2 separate regions of the Homo sapiens genome follow, and region 2 is linked to region 1. The links are chromatin loops, found by intact Hi-C in ENCODE. Cell type or tissue: breast epithelium. All regions are shown on one strand. Each heading gives the region's core, and the rest is flanking DNA. Links, peaks and the distances in the headings are about the cores only.

Region 1 (10,342 bases), core at 2,261-7,260:
ATAATAATAGCTAAGCTTTGAGAGCATTTACCAAATATTCTGTGTCACCGAGTAATCAGTAACAATGCAGACTCTGGAGACAGACTCTAATCCTGGCTGCACCACTTTTTGTGGGACATTCGGCAATTTCTAATTCTGAGCCTCAGTTTTCCCATTAACAAAATGGAATATTATATTATAGTGACTGGCTGATAAGGTTGTGGTGAGGAACAAAGTGAAACATATGATGTGCTAGGAACAGTGTTTACTTCGCACAAGCAAGTATAAAATATTAGCTATGCGTTTCACTTGCTTCTTTGAGAATCCACAAATCTTTGAGGGTGAAACTGAGACTTAGTATAATTCTCAAGGTCTCACAGCAAGTAGTAATGAAGAGAAAAAGTGAATGTGATTTTAACACCTGCTGACTCCTGTAATAATTTTGGGATTATATACTAAGTCAAATTAAATGTAATACTAAATGTTGTGGTATTATTTATTTATTGATTCATTTTTCTTTTTTTTAAACTTTGCCAAGTGCTGATAGAAGTATTTATTTTTTGTGCAGTGTGGTACTAAGAGATATAAGAAAATAGCATAATTATATATTTTCAAATTACACCTAATTTTACTTCTCTAAAATGAAATAGCTGCAGCGTTAAATTATAAATGTGTCTGCAGATTCCCTGTGATATGTTATGACGAGAGAGTAGGGAGAGTGATAGAAGATACTGTTATAGAAAGGGGGCAGTGTATCTGTTAGGACTGAAAACCATTTGCTTCGAAAGTGAGCATAGACAGAGGAAAAAAGAGGCTGAAGACTGAGCCCAGGGAATGTGGGGGACCCCAGCATTCAGAGGTAGAAAGAGGAGGAGCCAATACAGGGGCCTCAGAAGGGCAGTCAGTGCCTGCAGAGGAAATGAGGAGCTGTGGGATGAGAGAGCTATAGGGAGGAGGGCGTGATCATCGGTGTCAAGCACTGCTGAGCCATCACTTCATATGAGGACTAAGAACTGATCACTGGACTTGGCAGCATGGTGAGCCCTAGTAGTGGAATAAATACAGCAGCTCCGTAAGAGTGGTTTCAAGAAAGTGGGAGGTGAGGCAGTGGAGACAGTAAATACAGACAACAACAGGTTCAGAAGTTTTTCTGTGAACTAAAGGGGAATGGAGAAATAGGCAGCAGCTGGAAGTGGACTTCAGGACAAGACAGTTTTGTTTGTTTTAATATTATATTATAAAATATTTCTATGCTAATGAAAAAAAAAACAAAAATGTAAAAGAAAAAGGGGTCATTGCAGGAGCAAAGTCCTTGCGGGAACAGACCAGAGTGACTAGACTCCATTGCCTAGTGGGGGTCGTGTTAGGAGCAGAAATGCTTCACCATTTTATGGGGAAGCAGCACTTGGGTGTTAGTGCACGGGTAAGTCCTGCTGTGCCTCTTCCTAAGGGGTAAACTTAAAGAACTTATTTTACTTCTCTGAGCCTCAATTTCTCCCTTTCAAATAGTGATAATAATGGTTGCCTCTATTTTTTTAAGTGTTCTTAATGATTTACATTTTCTCCTTCTAAAACTCCCAGATTTTTAACACTCACTAGGAGAGTTTAATATTATGTCACTTTAAAAAATAAAATTAAAAAATGAGCCAAGATCACCAAAAACTTGAAAAGTAGGTATAAAACTTCATATATTAGAGTATTGTTTTACCATTTGACTTGTGAAATGTGAATTTCCAATGTCTCCCAGGAAGAATAAGTACCATGAAATGCTCTTGTCTTCCACATTGTAATAGAAACAATAATAAGGGATCTTTGTTTTGGCATCTGTTTCAGATTTTCAGAAAATGACCTCATATCCTAATACATATTTAGACTCTTAGGCTGAGAGAAGGTTGGGGGTGACAGTTTATAGAATGGGCTAGAAATTCCTTCAGGACAGGGACAGTATATTGACCACTGGACTTCTAGTACCTGACATAATTTAGATGCTCTGTAAATATTTGTTGAATGAATAAACAAACAAATGGATAAATAAAGTGGGTTTAGTAAATGGCAAAGTGGTATAGAACTGCCAAGACAGGCACAGTGCCTGGGGTGCTGAGCATTGCAGAGACTCCAAAATAACCCTACTGTGTACCTTCTGACGTGCGTGTGTGCGTGTATGTCTGCGTGTGTGCATGGGCGTGTGTGTGTGCACACGAGCTTGTGCGTGTGGTGTGTGTGTATGTATATTTGACGGGGGAAGAGAGAGTTTCTCTCTGACTCTCCCTTCCTCATCTTGTGACGTGTACTCCCCCTGCTAATATTAGCAAGAATGCAGTGGATGGAAGTGGTGCAGAGCGATTAACTGCTCTTGTAGGTGGGGAAATCTGGGGACTGTCCTGCTGAAGCAAATATTTTAAAAGCTGAGTTAGGGGCTTCTGTCCCCACAGGGGCACCAGGGGAGAGTCTCTCATCAGCAAGAAGGTTGTTGGAGTAGAGGGAGGAATGGTTGGGAAAGGTGGCCAAGCCCTCAACGAGGTCCCTCAACTCTGCAGATCTGGAACATCAAATAGGAAGGAGTTAGGGACTTTGAGCATTCTATTCACTAAAGTGTTCTTGTTACAGAGAAGGAAATGATGGAAGCCAACTTATCTCACCCCCAACTTTAGGATCCATACTGGAAAGACAATTTAATAATTGTAGCGAGAAGTACGTATCTCGGGAGGAAAACCTCCAAGGACAATGAAGTAGAAGCACTTTGAAAGCTCTAGTCACTATATACTGTAGATACAAATTACCACGGTCACTGAAGATGAATACGGCATCTACATTCTCCTTCTGGCATATTGCTGAACCCCACTGTCTAGCCAGAGACTGAAACACACTGGTCACATGTTTGCTGATGCCACTTCCAAATTTAGAAACAATCAAAAACTCACTCAACATTTTAGATGATTGAGAGATTCAAGAGGTCTGAATCTCCCTTTTACCACAGACAGCCTGATCCTCTTTGGGTTAAGTAGGTAAGCTTTATGGTGAGTGACACCCTCCACTCTGTTCCCTATCCCTATCCCCTACTGCTGCAATTCTCTAACCACACACTGTAGAGATGGTTTTCTTTCCAAACATTATCTTTCTATATTTGCCTCTGCTTAGAGCAGTGGATCTCTGGGGAAATCCCTCTGGGCCCTTGTTCTATTAATTTTCCATCTAGAGAGAGCCAATGACTATATCCACCATTTATTGAGCTCTTACTATGTACCAGGCACTATGCATGCATTTTTAAAGTTATTTTTTAAAGTTCTGAGATAAATTTAGATGAACAGAAGACATGCAAAGTATTGCACCGTATTCTTACATACTCCACCCAGCTTCCCTTTATATGCATGCATTTTAAACTTTGATCCTCACAAAATCTGATAAGGGAGATATTTATTATTATTATTCCCATTTTACAGACTAATACTGTTACTAGTACAGCACTGCCTCTGGATGTGTTACAGCCAGATTCCAGGGCGGTCTTTTATAAAGCATTTCCCTCTTAGTTTTAGCTGTTTGTTGTTGTACAAGACCTTCTTCAATGGTATAGATACCCCTGCCAGGACAGGAAGTCTTCTTCCTTTCCCTTCTGCTACATAAGAGGTAGCAAGAAATCTCTGAAAGGATCCCTTGAATTGGGACTGATAAAATGCAAGGTTTTCTCCCATCAGAAGGTCAGGGTTGTTCTTATATCAGAGATTTGCATCTGGGGCTCCTTTTAGGATCACAGGGAAGGGGGTTCCTATTAGGAGAATAAAAGGAGAGTCTGACTCGTGCCAAGGGTAAAATCAGGCAAAGGATCTGTGCATCTCACAATATCTGTCAAATGTAGCTGACTCTGCCTTACTATAGAACTAAATAATTTTCAGTGACATAATCCACAGCAGTACATATCAATTTATCATTTATCAGTTGCCAACAGTATATCACTCTGAGTTATGTGCATTGCATTCATTATCTTATCTGACACAAGAATCCTAATGGTTAACTTGTTATTATTTCCATTTTACAGATGAAGAAACTGAGACTTAGACATAAAAATACATGCCAGTGTCGTGCAGCTGGAATAGGGCACTCATGTTCTCTCTATCACAACATTATGCTATTTTTAAAAAAGTATGGATAATTACTATGAACTTACCTTTATTTGTTGAATGAGTGTTTCATCTTCTGGCACATTGGGGTCGATTGCAACGACAATGCCTTCATAGCCATTGTTGTTCAGCTGAATGAGTGAATTACTCAGGGCCCCTTCTAGAAGGTGAAGAATCAAGATGAACACAGAACTCTTAAATGGCCCCATTGCTGTACATCTCCCTGTGATTTCTCTCTTTGGAAAATGCGGGTTACGAAGGTGTCTTTCTTTACCATTATATATATACAGATATGAAAATATAGACACACGTTTCCAACTTATCGGAAGTGGTTTATCACAGGTCTTTAACCCCCTGACCTGATGTGTTTTACTATTGCTCTTGTCTTCAATAGGAGAATGATAACAATATCTTAGTCTCAAATTGCGTACTTGTAAATATTTCCATCTGCCTTCAGCTGTGCCAGATGCTGGGGTAAGGGTGGGGGAGCCCACATCCGGTTCCTTGGAAGCACTCACAGGTGACAAGCAGCTTGGCCGCTGATAGGTTTGTTTACTTCTTGGAAATGTTTACCAAGCCATGGACACCAACCCACCCAAAGCCCCCAACCCCCTCCTGCCCAGGAAAATCCAGACTGTTCTGCTTATTCAGTAAACATTTTGTAAGCCATATATTCAGTTATCCCTCATGGTGGTCTTTACCACAATGGTGGTTTTGTTTACCTTGACATAACCTCAACACCTCTTCATGCTCCCCTTAAACAAGAAAATATTCAATTATATTCCACATCCATTTGTACCAAAAGCATTAGCAAGTGATGTAGATATTATTGACTATTTTATAATGGAGAGTAAAGATAAAATGTATATCTTACTTTGCAAAGCATACTCCAAGTTCCTCATCAGATTTCTGCTTTCTCTATTGCATAGCTCCTACCAGTCAATAAAATTCCAATTAACATCATTAAATTATTTTGCTGAAACTAAATGTCCCTAGGAACATGAATTATGGGCTGTCAGTGGCTGTGTATATTCTTTCAATTTGCCAAACCTCAGGTGGAACCTCAAATTGGCCCCCCATTTTCTTGTATTGAAATACTTGAAATATCTCTTCGTTCATAAATTCATTTGGTCTTCAGATGGTGATAAGCATTAATTTCATCTTGTCCATATGAACTTTAAAGTAGTTTTTTCCAATTCTGTGAAGAAAGGCATTGGTAGCTTGATGGAGATGGCATTGAATCTGTAAATTACCTTGGGCAGTATGGCCATTTTCACGATATTGATTCTTCCTATCCATGAGCATGAAATGTTCTTCCATTTGTTTGTATCCTCTTTTATTTCCTTGAGCAGTGGTTTGTAGTTCTCCTTGAAGAGGTCCTTCACGTCCCTTGTAAGTTGGATTCCTAGGTATTTTATTCTCTTTGAAGCAATTGTGAATGGGAGTTCACTCATGATTTGGCTCTCTGTTTGTCTGTTGTTGGTGTATAAGAATGCTTGTGATTTTTGTACATTGATTTTGTATCCTGAGACTTTGCTGAAGTTGCTTATCAGCTTAAGGAGATTTTGGGCTGAGACAATGGGGTTTTCTAGATATACAATCATGTCATCTGCAAACAGGGACAATTTGACTTCCTCTTTTCCTAATTGAATACCCTTTATATCTAGCATAATCTTAAGCAGTTAAAAGGGAAACACTGAAATAGAGTGGAAATGCTCAATTATAATGTGGTTGTCCAGATGATCCAAAATATGCTTTTATATCAAAATACATATACATTTATTATTCATACAAAATTTAAAAATGTAGATTCCAAGATATCTCAGACCCCAAATGTATGTGTCTTTGCCTGGGTTCCCTAAAAAACAGAGCCTAAGGCAGGCATATGTGCTAAGAGTTTGAGAGTTTAATCCCAGAGCAGTGAGAATGAGGGAATGGGGAAATGAGTCAGGGAAGGCTGGGAAGCAACTAAAGGAGGAGCATTACTAAGCCCTGCAATGGAGACACCCAGCAGGCCAGCCCACAGGCGCCCTTGCCTTCCTGTGTGGGTTGTCTCCTAAGGGGCTGTGCAAAGAAACCACGCCTTGGAGCAGCCCTTTGGAGAGAGGAAGGAAAAGCGTTTGGCTCCTTCTCATCTTCTACAGGTGATCATCTCCCCCCAGACTTCCTGGCTGTGTCATCCAGCCCTTTCGGCAGTCGCTTAGAAAGAGAGACCCCCATGCCTTGTGGTATGTGAGGAGCCAGGGGTTACAAGAGGTGGCAGCTTGACCTCAGGCAGTGGAACTGCTTGGACCTGCAAGGAGTGGATAGTGACTGAGGTGGAGCAAATGACTGAGTGCCCGGTAGACAGATGGAACCAAGCAAATCTGAGGAGGTTCAATAAGAAGAGTCTGATACAGTTCACTCTGAGCTGCTCAGATTCACTCTAGTACTTTCATCATATCAAGCTCCAATATTATAATGTAGGATTTGTGTTTCTGTGTGTGTGAGCACTAGCTGTCTCACTTTTCCCCTGAGAGAAGGTACAAGTTTAATCATTTACAGAATCTCCTTCAAAGTGGTGGTCAATTGCAATCTGCTCAAGTGCATAAGGCAAGAAGGTTATTGAAATAAATTGCAATGCCTGCTGTTACAGCTGGTCTCAAGGCTTTTATAATCTCCCTCCTTTATCACCTATTTCCCTCACTTTTACTCAGCATTTTGGTTGATCTGTATTGTTTGTTCTCTTGTTGGGGTAATCCCACCCTTCATCCCTGAGTGGGGTCTTTAGTTGTCCTGCCCTTGTTGGCTGCAGCTGCTGCATTTCCCTATGACAGAGGTCATCTGGTGTGACAGACTCAGTTTAAGTGCTCTCCAAATTTGCTTGGCATTCCCTGCAAGCTGGGTCTTGGCTGCTTGCTCAGTGGAGAGTCCTGGCTGCTGCTAAAATTCACACATCTCCTAATACCAGTGTTTCTTCTTAGCTTTCCCCAGGAAGAGGGCCTAGTTTAGCATGGCCTTCACTGTGCAGATTGTGGGGGCAGCTCCTCCATTCTCTCCCGTTCCCAAGTCTGGATTGAATGGATGTGTGGAGGCTTTTGGCTCAGATAAATCACTGCACCATGGTACTGGGATCTGGCTTTGTCAGAGGCAGCCCAAATGGGCCAAATAACAGAAACCAGAGATGCAGGGAGTTAGCACCCTAAGGGACAACCTTTCACCAAAGAATATTTCCAGCATTCTAGAAGTTTCCTTTGCATTCCCTTCCAGTAAATCCCCCCAAAAGATAATTGCTATTCTGACTTCTATGCCACATAGGTTAATTTTGCCTGTTTTTGAACTTCATATAAACAGAAATATGCTGTATGTACTCTTGCATTTCGCTATTGTGACATAACATTTTCTATATGAGATTCAGCCAAGTTGTTGAATGTAGCAGTAATATGTTCTTTTTCCATTCCATTCCACTGTAAAAAATACTGCAATTTACTTACCACCCACTCTTGATGAACATTTGGACTATTTCCAGTTTGGGACTATTATGAATGAAGATGCCATAGATGTAAGCATTGATTTCAGTTGCAAATATACAAAGAGTGACATTGCTGGGTGACAGGGTATACATCTATCTAGTGACAAAGACTCCCTCCTTTGACCAAAACTTAAGTCAGGATCCTGAGTCTTCTCTGACTAGGTCTGACCTTGGGCTTCCCTCTCTGTCCTTGCAGAATCCAGTTTGAGCAAGAATCCTGCTAAGTCAGTTTAGGGAAAATCCCCACGTTTGGTATCTGACCATTCTCAGCATCTTTCCACCATGGCCTGCCTTCAGCAATAACCCTATCAAGTCAGTTTAGCCAGACATTCCTTATCCTTGATGTTTCCTCATAGGCATTTTTCATCCACTGACCCCACCCTTCTCCTTGGTTATAAATTCCCACTTGTCCTTATTGGAGTTGGAGTTAATCTACTTTCTCTCCCCAACTGCAAGACCTCCTTGCAATGGTCCTTGTACCTATCACCATGCCTCCCACCCCTTACCATCTTTAACAAGTGTTTGCATGAAGTTTTTCTTTGATACTAGATTATGTTGATCTCCCAAATACTTTTCAAGTGGTTGTACAAGTTATTCCACATTTCCACCAGTACATTGTACTGTCAGTCTTTCTAACTATCCATTTTCTTGGGAGTGTAGTCATATCGTTCTGTGGTTTTGATTTGCATTTTCCCTAATGGCTAATGTTGTTAAAGACCTTTTTATATACATATTGGTCTTTTGTGAAGTATCTCTTCAAGTTTTTTTTTTTGCACAATTTTTAATTAAATTGTCTTTTCTTATTGATTTATGGGAGTTCTTTATATGTTCTGGATACTGAGTCTTTTGTATTGAAAGATATATTGAAAATATTTTCTCCTAGTTTGTAGCTTGCCTTAATAGTATCATTAGATGAATAGAGATTTTTAATTTTAGTACAGTCCAATTTAATCTTTTATGTATAATGTTTTTGTGTCATATTTAAGACAGCTTTCCCAAATTCATGAAGATATTATACAATATATGATTCTAGAAGCCTTGCTGCTTGACCTTTAACATTTAGGTATACTGATTGATCTCAAAATATTTTTGTGTATGGTGTGAGGAAAGGTTCAAGGTTTTTGTTTTGTTTTGTTTTCCTCTGTGATAGCCAGTAAGTTGAGAGTATTTATTGAAAAGACCATAATTTCCCCTACTGAATTACAGTTGTGCTTTTGTTGTGCATGAGGTGACTACAGATGTGCAGGTCTGCTTCTGAACTCTCTGTTCTGTTCCTTGTTCCATTGGTCTGTGTGACTATCCTTACCTTGATTATCTGGTAGTGTAAACAGTCCAGATTTGTTTTTATTCAAGACTATTTTGGCTACATTAGGTGCATTTCAATATAAAATTTAAAAGCAGCTTGTCAATTTCACATACAAATATCTGGGTTTTATAGGGGTGCATTAAGTTTACAGATCAATTTTGGAAAAATTGACGTCTTTATTATATTGTGTATTTCAAACCATGGAGATGGTATGGCTCTTCATTTTAAGTTTTATTTAATTTTTCTCAACTGTGGTTTATAGTTTTCAGGATAGAGATCTTGTGCATCTTTCATTAGGTTTATTCTTAGGGGTTTTTCTTGGTGCTATTGTAAATGGTATTTTTATAAAATTCCATTTTCTAATTGCTTATTGCTGGTATATAAAAATATAATAAATTTTTATGTATGGACCTTACATTTAGTGAACTTGTTTAATTCACTTAATTCTAGTATTTGTAGATTCTTCTGGATTTTATATGTATATAATTATGTCATTTGTGAGTAATTACATATTGATTCTTCCTTTCCAATATTTTTGTTTCCTTCTCTTATTGGACTAGCTAGGACCTTGAGTACAATATTGAATAGTGAAAATAATGGATATCTTTTTTCTTGTTCCCAATCTCAGGGAGAAAAACATTCTAAAGAATTCTATATTTTACCATTAAGTATGCTGTTACCTAGAGATATTTTGTAGATACCTTTATCAGATTAAGAAAGTCTCTTTGGGCCAGGTGCAGTAGCTCACACCTGCAATCCCAGAACTTTGAGAGGCCAAGGCAGGAGGACTGCTTGAGTTTGAGACCAGACTGGGCAACATGGTGAAATACCACCTTTGCAAAAAATACAAAAGTTAGCCAGTTGTGGTGCCATGTCCTGTAGTCCCAGCTACTTGGGAGGCCGAGGTGGGAGGATTGCTTAAGCCCAGGAGAGCCACTGTACTCCTGCAATCCTGCCTCTCACTCTCACTTTGAACAGAGTGAGACCTTGAGACCCTGTCTTTAAAAAAACAACAAAAAAAAGTCTTTTTCTATTCCTAGTTTTTTGAGAGGTGTTTTTTTGTTGTAGTTAAATCATGAATAGGTGTTGAATCTTATCAAATGCTCTTTATATATCTATTAAGATGAGTATATAATTTTTCTTCTTTGTTCTGATAATGTAATGAGTTACAATGATTGATTCTTCAATGTTAAATCACTCTTACATTCCTAGAGTAAATCTTAGTTGATCATGATGTAGTGTCCTTTTCAATTTGCTAATATGTTGCTTAGGATTTTTGCATATTTGTTCATAAGACTGGTGTGTACTTTTCCATTCCTGTAGTGTCCTTGCCAAGTATCAGTATCAAGGATATTCTGAGGCTGGGCGTGGTGACTCTCACCTGTAATGTCAGTACTTTGGGAGGCTGAGGCAGGCAGATGACTTGGGGTC
Region 2 (10,342 bases), core at 1,900-6,899, 78 kb after region 1:
GATAAAATCTATTTCGAAGACAGTTTCCTCATCACGCAACGCATAGTACGGTTTCAAGTGTTTTTGAATGAATGAGGTTCTTGGAGTTTTAAGTGCAACTGAGTTAAGGTTAAAGAAACAAACCGGGCCGGGCGCGGTGGCTCACGCCTGTAATCCCAGCACTTTGGGAGGCCGAGGCGGGCGGATCACGAGGTTAGGAGATCGAGACCATCCTGGCCAACACGGTGAAACCCCGTCTCTACTAAAACAAATACAAAAAGTTATCCGGGCGTGGTGGCGGGCGCCCGTAGTCCCAGCTACTCGGGAGGCTGAGGCAGGAGAATGGCGTGAACCCAGGAGGCGGAGCTTGCCGTGAGCCGAGATCGCGCCACTGCACTCCAGCCTGGGCGACAGCGCGAGACTCTGTCTCAAAAAAAAAAAAAAAAAAGGAAAAAGAAACAAACTGCAGAAAACCTGTCTGCTTTTGAAATTAGTTTGATATTCTGCTTATAGTAAGAATGTCATGATCATGTTTATGATTTGCTTTTTGCTTCTCTTTTTCATCTTCTTATTTCACAATGGATGTGTATTTATAGTGTAGTTTTTCTATCCCAAAAGTTCCTTGTGACAAACTTTAGAACAATGGAATTTAGTGATCTGGTCGCGGTCTGCTCTCTCTCTTTAGAATTGTAGTCTGTGCTTTTAGCTAGCTCATTCATCACTCATTTCCTTGTCCAGAACAGTTTTCATCTTTTGAATCTAAATTGAACTTATGAGTATTAAAACCTGACTGAATAAAGGCAAGTTTGTGTGTTACTTTTTGCTTTGTAGATTTTTATATTTATGTTTTAGTATCTCATGGCTTTTTTTTTTTTTTGAGATGGAGTCTCGCTCTGCCGCAGTGGAGTGCAGTGGCGCGATCTCGGCTCACTGCAACGTCCGCCTCCCGGGTTCAAGTGATTCTCCTGCCTCAGCCTCTCGAGTAGCTGGGACTACAGGTGCCCACCACCACGCCTAGCTAATTTTTGTATTTTTAGTAGAGATGCGGTTTCACCATCTCATGGCTTTTAATTCAAAACTGAGTTCCACCAATTCCTTACTTGTAATCTTGGACAAGCTATTTAACCCTTCTAAGATTTAATTTACTTATTTATAGCTTTTTAATAACAACCTTGTGAAGCTTTTGTGAGATGATGTTTATAAGGTCAGTCAGTGCTCTGCTCAGTAAATGGCAACAGCTGTCGTGTTGAAGGAAAGGAATATGCTTTATGTTTGTCTGGTACAGGATGGTGACTTTATTTGGGATTAGACAATATTCTGAACATCTTTGGCCAGGTCTTTTTCCGGGTAATTGGGCTCTATATGGACACTCAAAAGTGTCCGAGTTTAAACAGTAAATAATTTAGTCACCCTAACTTATATTTGAGAACCTAATCTATGCTCCCCACTGTGTTAGGTAATTTTTTAGGGCAGAGAGTGATGCGTATTATTTGTCCTCACAGTTAATAGCAAGTTTAAAAGAGAACTAAAATATGAGCATTTATGGAGCAGTTAAATTCTAAACTATATGATTCTGAAAATACTTTTGTTTAGAGTTCTTGATGGGCTGGAGAAATCAGGGCAACACTTTGAGAAGGAAATGGAATGTTGGCTTTGAAGTACATGCCGTGTTTACAGAACAGTCACTCTTGCTGTCAACTCTTCTTCCTATATTATCCAGTCTGCAGCCCATCTTTTAAATATACATCCTTCTTTTTTCATTGGAGAGAGGGATTACTAATTTGTTATCTAATCTAATCTCTCTGTATCAGAAAACGTTTTTTCCATTTTGGTAGCTTTTACGCATAAGATTTATTTTCCAGCTTTTTGCCTGTTTCCAAGATTCCTATCCTTTTTTTTTTTTTCATACAATTACCTCTCTAGTAAACGTTTGACTAGTGTCCAGAATAGTAGGGGGAAAAAAAGAGGATTCCTGTATCTACTTTGTGTTCCTTGCTGAATATGCCATGGTGACTTTTTTCAGTAGAAGCTGTGTTTGAAGCCAGTGGAAGTTAGTTTTCTAAGAATTTGTGTTTGGCAAAACAAAATGTGCAGGTTTCATATGCTATTCTCTTCAGAGATATTGTTTTAAAATACATATTCATCTGAAGTTAGTTAATTTACTTAGTCTGATCTAGGTGTTAAGGAAGGTCATGGACCATGATTTTCCTTTTTCTCTGACCATGGCTAGCATCATGGTCCCTGAGCAGTTATCCCCAAATGCTTGCTGTTGGCCACAGTGGAACATAGTTTAGTGAATGTAGCTGGATCAGCATAGCCTACAAGCACTCCTGGAAAAAGCTTTAAGTACATGTCCTCTTGGCAGTAGACTGGCAAAATTGTCTCTGTATAGGAAATTTAAATCTTTAAACATTTTAAAATATTTTAAAATTGCTCATCTTTAAGGATTTTTAAATGGTTTTTTAAAATTTTTTATTTCCATAGGTTTTTGGGGAACAGGTGGTATTTGGTTACATGAGTGAGTTCTTGAGTGGTGATTTGTGAGATTTTGGTGCACCCATCCCTGAGCAGTGTACACTGAATTCCAATTGGTAGTCTTTTATCACTCACCCCCTTCCCACCCTTTCACCCTGAATCTCCAAAGTCCACTGATTCATTCTTACCCCTTTGCATCCTCATAGCTTAGCTCCCACTTATAAGTAAGAACATATGATGTTTGGTTTTTTATTGCTGAGTTACTTCACTTAGAGTAATAGTCTCCAATTCCATCCATGTTGCTGTGAATGCCGTTAATTTATTCCTTTTTATGGCTGAGTAGTATTTTATCATGTATATATTATATATATATGTATATCACAGTTTTTTTACTCATTGTTTGATGGACATTGTGTTGCTATAAACATGCATGTGCAAGTATCTTTTCTATATAATGACTTCTTTTCCTCTGGGTAGGTGGCTAGTAGTGGGATTGCTGGATCAAATGGTAGCTCTACTATTAGTTCTTTAAGGAATCTCCACACTGTTTTCCATAGCGGTTGTACTAGTTTACATTCCCACCAACAGTGTAGAAGTGTTCTCTTTTCACTGCATCCATGCCAACATCTATTATTATTTTTTGATTATGGCTGTGCTTGCAGGAGTAAGGTGGTATCACATTGTGGTTTTGATTTGCATTTCTCTGATCATTAGTGATGTTGAGCATTTTTTCATGTTTGTTGGCCATTTGTATATATTCATTTGAGAATTGTCTATTCATGTCCTTAGCCCACTTTTTGATGGGATTTTTTTTCTTGCTAATTTGAGTTCATTGTCGGTTTTGGATATTAGTCTTTTGTCAGATGTATAGATTGTGAAGATTTTCTCCCACTCTGTGGGTTGTCTGTTTAGTCTGCTGACTATTCCTTTTGCCATGCAAAAGCTCTTTAGTTTAATTAAGTCCCAGCTATTTATCTTTATTTTTATTGCATTTATTTTTGGGTTCTTGGTAATGAAATCTTTGCCTAAGCCAATATCTAGAAGGGTTTTTCTGATGTTATCTTCCAGAATTTTTATAGTTTCAGGTCTTAGATTTATATAGTTTCAGGTCTTAGATTTAAGTCTTTGATCCATCTTGCGTTGATTTTTGTGTAAGGTGAGAGATGAAGATCCAATTTCATTCTCCTACATGCGGCTTGCCAATTATCCCAGCACCATTTGTTGAATAGGGTGTCTTTTCCCCACTTTATGTTTTTGCTTGCTTTGTCAAATATCAGTTAGCTGTAAGTATTTGGGTTTATATCTGGGTTCTCTATTCTGTTCCATTGGTCTATGTGCCTATTTTTATACCAGTACCATGCTGTTTTGGTGACTGTGGCCTTATAGTATAGTTTGAAGTTGGGTAATGTGATGTCTTTTCACCTAGTCTTGCTTTGGCTATGTGGGCTCTTTTTTGGTTCCAAGTGAATTTCAGAATTGTTTTTTCTAGTTCTGTGAAGAGTGATGATGGTATTTTTATGCGAATTGCATTGAAATTGTAGATTGCTTTTGGCAGTATGGCCCTTTTCACAATATTGATTTGACCCATCCATGAACATGGGTTGTGTTCCATTTGTTTGTGTTATCTATGATTTCTTTCAGCAGTGTTTTATAGTTTTCCTTGTAGAGGTCTTTCACCTCCTTGGTTAGGTATATTCCTAAGTATTTTATTTTATTTTGTTTTGTTTTTGCAGCTATTGTAAAAGTGGTTGAGTTCTTGATTTGATTATCAGCGTGGTCACTGTTGGTGTATAGCACTGCTACTGATTTGTGTACATTAATTTTGTATCTTGAAACTGCTGAATTTATCAGTTCTAGGAGCTTTTTGGAGGAGTCTTTAGGATTCTCTAGGTACAGAATCATACCATCAGCAAACAGCAACGGTTTGACTTCCTGTTTACCGATTTGGATGCCCTTTATTTCTTTCTCTTCTCTGATTGCTCTGGCTAGGACTTCCAGTACTATGTTGAATACAAATGATGAGAGTGGGCATCTTTGTTTTGTTTCAGTTCTCAGAGGGAATGCTTTCAACTTTTCCCCATTCAGTATTATGTTGGCTATGGGTTTGTCATAGATGGCTTTTATTACATTGAGGTATGTCTCTTGTATGCCGATTTTGCTGGGGGTTTTAATCATAAAGCGATGCTGGATTTTGTCAAATGCTTTTTCTGCATCTATTGAGATGATTGTGTGATTTTTGTTTTTAATTCTGTTTATGTGGTGTATCACATTTATTGACTTGTGGATGTTAAACCATCCCTGCATCTGTAGTATGAAACCTGCTTGATCATGGTGGATTATCTTTTTGATGTTGAATTCGGTGAGCTAGTATTTTGTTAAGAATTTTTTTTTTCTTGAGACGGAGTCTCACTCTGTTGCCAGACTGGAGTGTAGTGGCATGGTCGTGGCTCACTGCAACCTCCGCCTCCTGGGTTCAAGCAATTCTCTGCCTCAGCCTCCTGAGTAGCTGGGATTACAGGCACCCGCCACGATGCCCAGCTAATTTTTGTATTTTTAGTAGAGACAGAGTTTCACCATCTTGGCCAGGCTGGTCTTGAACTCCTGACCTCACGATCCACCCGCTTCAGCCTCCCAAAGTGCTGGGATTACAGGCGTGAGCCACCACGCCCGGCCTTTTAAGAATTCTTGCATCTATGTTCATCAGGGATATTGGTCTGTAGTTTTCTTTTTTGGTTATGTCCTTTCCTGGTTTTGGCATTAGGGTGATACTGGTTTCATAGAATGATTTAGGGAGGATTCTCTCTTTCTGTATCTTGTGGAGTAGTGTCAATAGGATTGGTACCAATTGTTCTTTGAATGTCTGGTAGAATTCAGCTGTGGATCTATCTGGTCCTGGACTTCTTTTTTTGTTGGTAATTTTTAAAATACCATTGCAGTCTCACTGGTTGTTATTGGTCTGTTCAGGGTTTCTCATTCTTCCTGATTTAAGCTAGGAGGGTTGTATCCAGGAATTTATCCATCTCCTCTAGGATTTCTAGTTTATGTGTGTAAAGGTGTTCATAGTAGCCTGAGTGATCTTTTGTATTTCTGTAGTGTCAGTTGTAGTATCTCCCATTTCATTTCTAATTGAGCTTATTTGAATCTTTTCTCTTCTTGATTAATCTTGCTAATAATGTTCTGTCAGTTTTATTTATCTTTTCAAAGGACCAGCTTTTTGTTTCATTTATCTTTTGTATTTTTTTTTTTTTTCAGTTTCATTTTGTTCTGCTCTGATCTGGGTTATTTCCTGCCTTCTGTTGGGTTTGGGTTTGTTTTGTTTTTGTTTCTCTAGTTTCTTGAGATGTGACCTTACATTGTCTGTTTGTGTTCTTTCAGACTTTTCAATGTAGGCATTTAAGGCTATGAACCTTTCCCTTAGCACCACCTTTGCTGTATCCCAGAGGTTTTGATAGATAGTGTCACTCTTATCATTCAGTTTGAAGAATTTTTAAGTTATCTTTAAAATGATTTGATCCTTAAACATGTATACAGAATATGTGTCTTTGTTGCACCCAACACTGACAAGTTGTACAGAAGTACATTTGTCAGTTAACAGTATATTCCACATTACTGAAAACATTTTATTGTGAAATGTCTGCTTTTCTATACAAGAATACATTTGGTCCAATAAAATGATAGCATTTCTTATAAAGCAGGACTTTTTATGCTAAATAAAATTATTACATTTTTGTTCAACACTTATTTTTTGTTACACAATTATCACAACACAAAAGCAGTGGAGTGCCTTGGAATCTCTGAACAATATTTGTCCTGGAGAAGATGACTGTTGATAATTTTCATGGAAATTCCTGAGACAAATAGTTCTCTTCCTTGTGTGTTGAGAAATCAGTAAATGTAATGTAGATTCCATTTTAGAATGTTAGGTAGAAAGTCATTCTGAATTCCTATTTTTACAGTGTGTTGATTTTATTTATTTGTTTACCCTTTAAGATAAGTGGCAGTTACCAATTATAGGTGATGAAGCAGAAAAATTTTATGACTTTATCTTATGATAAAACTTTTAGAAAAGTTGTGTATAAAATACCGATACCAAACTAGTGTTATCTTGTAAAATATTTTCTACAAATTGAAAATTTCTATCTTCTTACATTGTTTTTTAAACCTTTATTCCAAATATGGGAACCATTTGTCTTTTAATGATCCCTGAAAAGACAAATCAAGGGGTGAATTTAAAAAAAAAGGCAGTCTTTAGTCATTATATTCTTTAAAAGCTCTAAGCCTTAATGTTTTCGTTCAATTATTGCTTAGCTTTTACAAGGCTTGTAGGTGCTGAGGATTCAAATATAAAAAAGACATTCTTTCTTGAGATTCCAGTCCACAGAGAGACAAATATGACAAATATTTAAACAAGTAAAAGGGTTGGTACCAGTTGCTTTCTGTATGGGGATAGCTATTGCAACTGAATGAATTAGTAGATGATGGTTCTCTTGATTGCAGTGACTTATCCCGAGCATATTCTTCTTAACTTTTAGGTTTGGTTTTTTATTTTATTTTGTATACTTGTAATTCTTCTAGTTTATAGATAGCTCGAAATATTGTTATACCATTGTAATAGATGTTGCATATTTGCAGCATTCAAGGGAATCATCCTAGACTATCTGTTGGTTACTCAGCAGTTCTTTTTGGACTTCACTTTCTGGTATTTAAAAAATGTGACCATACTTCATTGGCCTGTTTCCTAAATATTTGTCTCTATAGTATATAGAACATTCAGATAAAATATATACATTTTATGGACACTTTGGAAGGTTTCTGAATGGCTAATTTAAATAATCTTCAACCTGTAATTTCACTTCTACTCTAAGTGTTAAAAATTCTTGAATATAATATGTTTTGTAATACAGACATATAAAACTAAATTACAAGGAGGTAAATATCCAAAAAAATGTAGAAAACCTTAAATATAACCTTTGATTTTGTGTAAACATAAAATGAAGTCAGGGAAGACATTACCACATATTGTTAGAGTTGGGAAAAGAGAGCCTTAATGGTTGCCAAAGCTCTAACTCATTACTTAAATTGGAGTAGTTTTGAAGAAATTAATATTCACATTTTTAAAGTGACATCTACAGGTGTGAGTAAAAACAATTAGATTGGTAAAATTTGGAAGTAATGTCATCTGTCTGGTCTTTTCACTATCACCAATAATATTCTAGATTGAGTTGGGAATAGAAGTAAGTGAATTTAATTTTGAAAAGTCTACTTGCAATTGAGTATCCTATCCTTTGTAGCTATTGTTGCCAAGTACTTTGAAAAGTTGAATTTCTACAGATTTAGGCATAAATAACATACATTTCTTATGGCATGGGCCTAATAAGACAGACTATAGGTAACCCATGGTTTTTATATTTGTTTTATAGTCCTGCTGGGTTCAAATATTGTAATACTTCAAGAAATAGACTAATAAAGATTTTTACACTCTTGTGATTATTTAGGAATTATCAGGCCTTTTGGAAACAGTGTATGGAAATTGGCAATTGTTGAGTGGTTGTGCTATGAAATTTTGATACAATTTTGAAGTACTATAACAATGAGTAGCAGTTATACTTCTTATTTTGTCTTTGAAATGTTATTCTTTTACACATCCTTATAACCTTTATTTTTTATGAGAGAGTAATGACAAAAAAACTCTATTGAAATAAATTTAATAACTAAAATATTTCCTAGCTTTCAGCTTATGTGGAGAAGTCGCTGTGAAGCCACCTATAAATCCATTTACTGAATTTATGGAGAAGGCTGTAAATGATGGAAGTCATTCAGAAGAACTCTTTTGCCATCTTAAAACTATATCAGAGAAAGAAGATTTACCACGGTGTACCAGTGAAAGTCATCTCAGCTGGTATTCTCATCAGTATCAGGGGAAATCTAAATTTCCGATTCTAGGATTTCCTGTTTTGTCTATAATATAAATTATTTGAATCAAATACAGCATTCTTTTAAGAGTATCTTTTCCAAATCTAGTATTTATTTATTAAAATATATTTAATCTGATTACAAGTGTACTCATCTAGCAGAATTCAACTAGTTTTTTTGAATCTTAATGAAAGCAATTAAAAATGAAAACCTGGCCGGGCGCAATGGATCATGCCTGTAATCCCAGCACTTTGGGAGGATGAGGCAGGTGGATCACTTGAGGTCAGGAGTTCAAGATCAGCCTGGCCAACATGGTGAAACCCCATCTCTACTGAAAAAATGCAAAAATTAGCCAGATGTGGTAGCGTGTGCCTGTTGTCCCAGCTACTTGGAAGGCTGTGGTAGAAGAATCACTTGAACCTGGGAGGCGAAGGTCACAGTGAGCCGAGATAATGCCACTGCACTCCTGGGTGACAGAGCCTGGGTGACAGAGCGAGACTCCATCTCAAAAAAGAAAAAGACAAAAAAAATGAAAACCTCATCTGTTAAGAATTTGTAAAATAAAGCTATTTAAGATAAATGAAAATATAATATGTGATATCAGAAATGTAGTTAATGAATGTGAAATCACTGTCATTTGGTATATTACTATATAGCAAATACTTGTCATACTTCTTTAGAGTGGGGAATACACTTGTTATTTACATGAAATATTGCCCCCCGTCAAATGGCAATCTTAGTATATACCATTACTGTCAGTATGGATAGCTTAGTCCAGCTTCTGGTTGAATTTGTTATGAATGAAAATAATATTTTATCATCTATAATCACACTTGACTTTCTGCCCATGGTTTTTAATAAGGGACAGGTGTCGTTTATAGATAGAATGTTCTTAGGCTCATTACTTTAAGCCAGTTGTGCTTAAGAACACACAGATTTTTGACATAGCCTCTAAGATGCCATCAGTTGTTAATGAGCCGTTATGTTTTACAAAGAAAGAGAAAAGCTGCCAATTAAAGAGTTTCCATATCACTTGGAATTTTATTTATAAATATTGAAAATGCTCCTTCAAACTTAACTATACGTACATCTTTAATCCAAATAACTTTTGTGATTACGTACAAGTAAAATATAAGTAAAATAAAGTATTCTTAAAATTTGCTTACACTCAAAGTCCAAGTTTCGAGCTACTTTTGAACTAAAAGTTGTCCTTGCTATTAAGAGTACTGTATAGGTGATATGGCATTTCTGAGGAGCATCTTTAAATGAAATGGATTTAACTTAAATTTTGTATGTGCATTTGTAATTAGCCTGAAGCAGGACATTCTAAATGAAAAGACTGAATTGGAAGCAACACTTAAGGAAGCGGAGTTGGTAACTCATTCTGTAGAATTGCTTTTGCCACTATTTAAGGACACCATTGAAAAGATTAATTTTGAAAATGTGAGTGACTTATGAATATATAATAAAATGAAAAGCTAGTATAATACTCAGAATGCATTAACTGAGGTCTCATATCTTATATAGGTATGCTCACTTATGAGTATTTCATACCAAAAATGAGGGTTTATCAGAATTCTTTATTCCTGTGTCATTAACTACAGTTCTTTTCCTGAAAGATAATCTCAGCATACACCTGATAAGAGGCTAAGCTAGAAACAATATATTTTGGATGTTTGAATTACCCGGAGTTGAACTAGAAAATCAGCTTTTCTTAAGAGTGAATTTTAAACTAAAATCTTCTGAGAGATGAAATATATCTGTTTCTATAGTATTATTTGGAGTAGATAACTATTTTTAAATTTCAGCATATTAAAGTTTAAATTAGGGACAAACAGTAGATTATCTTCTATAACTTTTATTTGAATAAAAGCCTAAAATGCTTTTAGAATCTAAGCTCTTATTTTGATTTCATTTTATTTTAATGTACTGTATAACAGATCCAATTTACTATTGACAAATTTCGTAGCATTTA

Evidence for each region. Peaks named below come from ENCODE experiments on the same cell type or tissue, not always from the same donor. Only the 100,000 strongest peaks of a DNase experiment are listed, where the experiment ranks them.
Region 2: it touches region 1 in a loop (20-fold over the local background); 16 of 110 quality-filtered maps call a loop at or near these places.

Annotation. Positions count from the first base shown.
Region 1 is chr1:86,462,933-86,473,274 of GRCh38, reverse strand. It overlaps CLCA1 (chloride channel accessory 1), which reads right to left and starts at 4,348. Exons shown (of 14, transcript NM_001285.4): 1 at 4,142-4,348. The coding sequence starts at 4,303. In breast epithelium, for the core only: no CTCF peak of the experiment used is centred there; no DNase peak of the experiment used is centred there.
Region 2 is chr1:86,384,926-86,395,267 of GRCh38, reverse strand. ODF2L (outer dense fiber of sperm tails 2 like) reads left to right here. Exons shown (of 17, transcript NM_001366781.1): 2 at 8,182-8,353; 3 at 9,678-9,810. The coding sequence starts at 8,241. Among named protein-coding and RNA genes, the nearest start is that of ODF2L, 6.2 kb to the left of the region's middle. In breast epithelium, for the core only: no CTCF peak of the experiment used is centred there; no DNase peak of the experiment used is centred there; H3K27ac peaks cover 486 bases.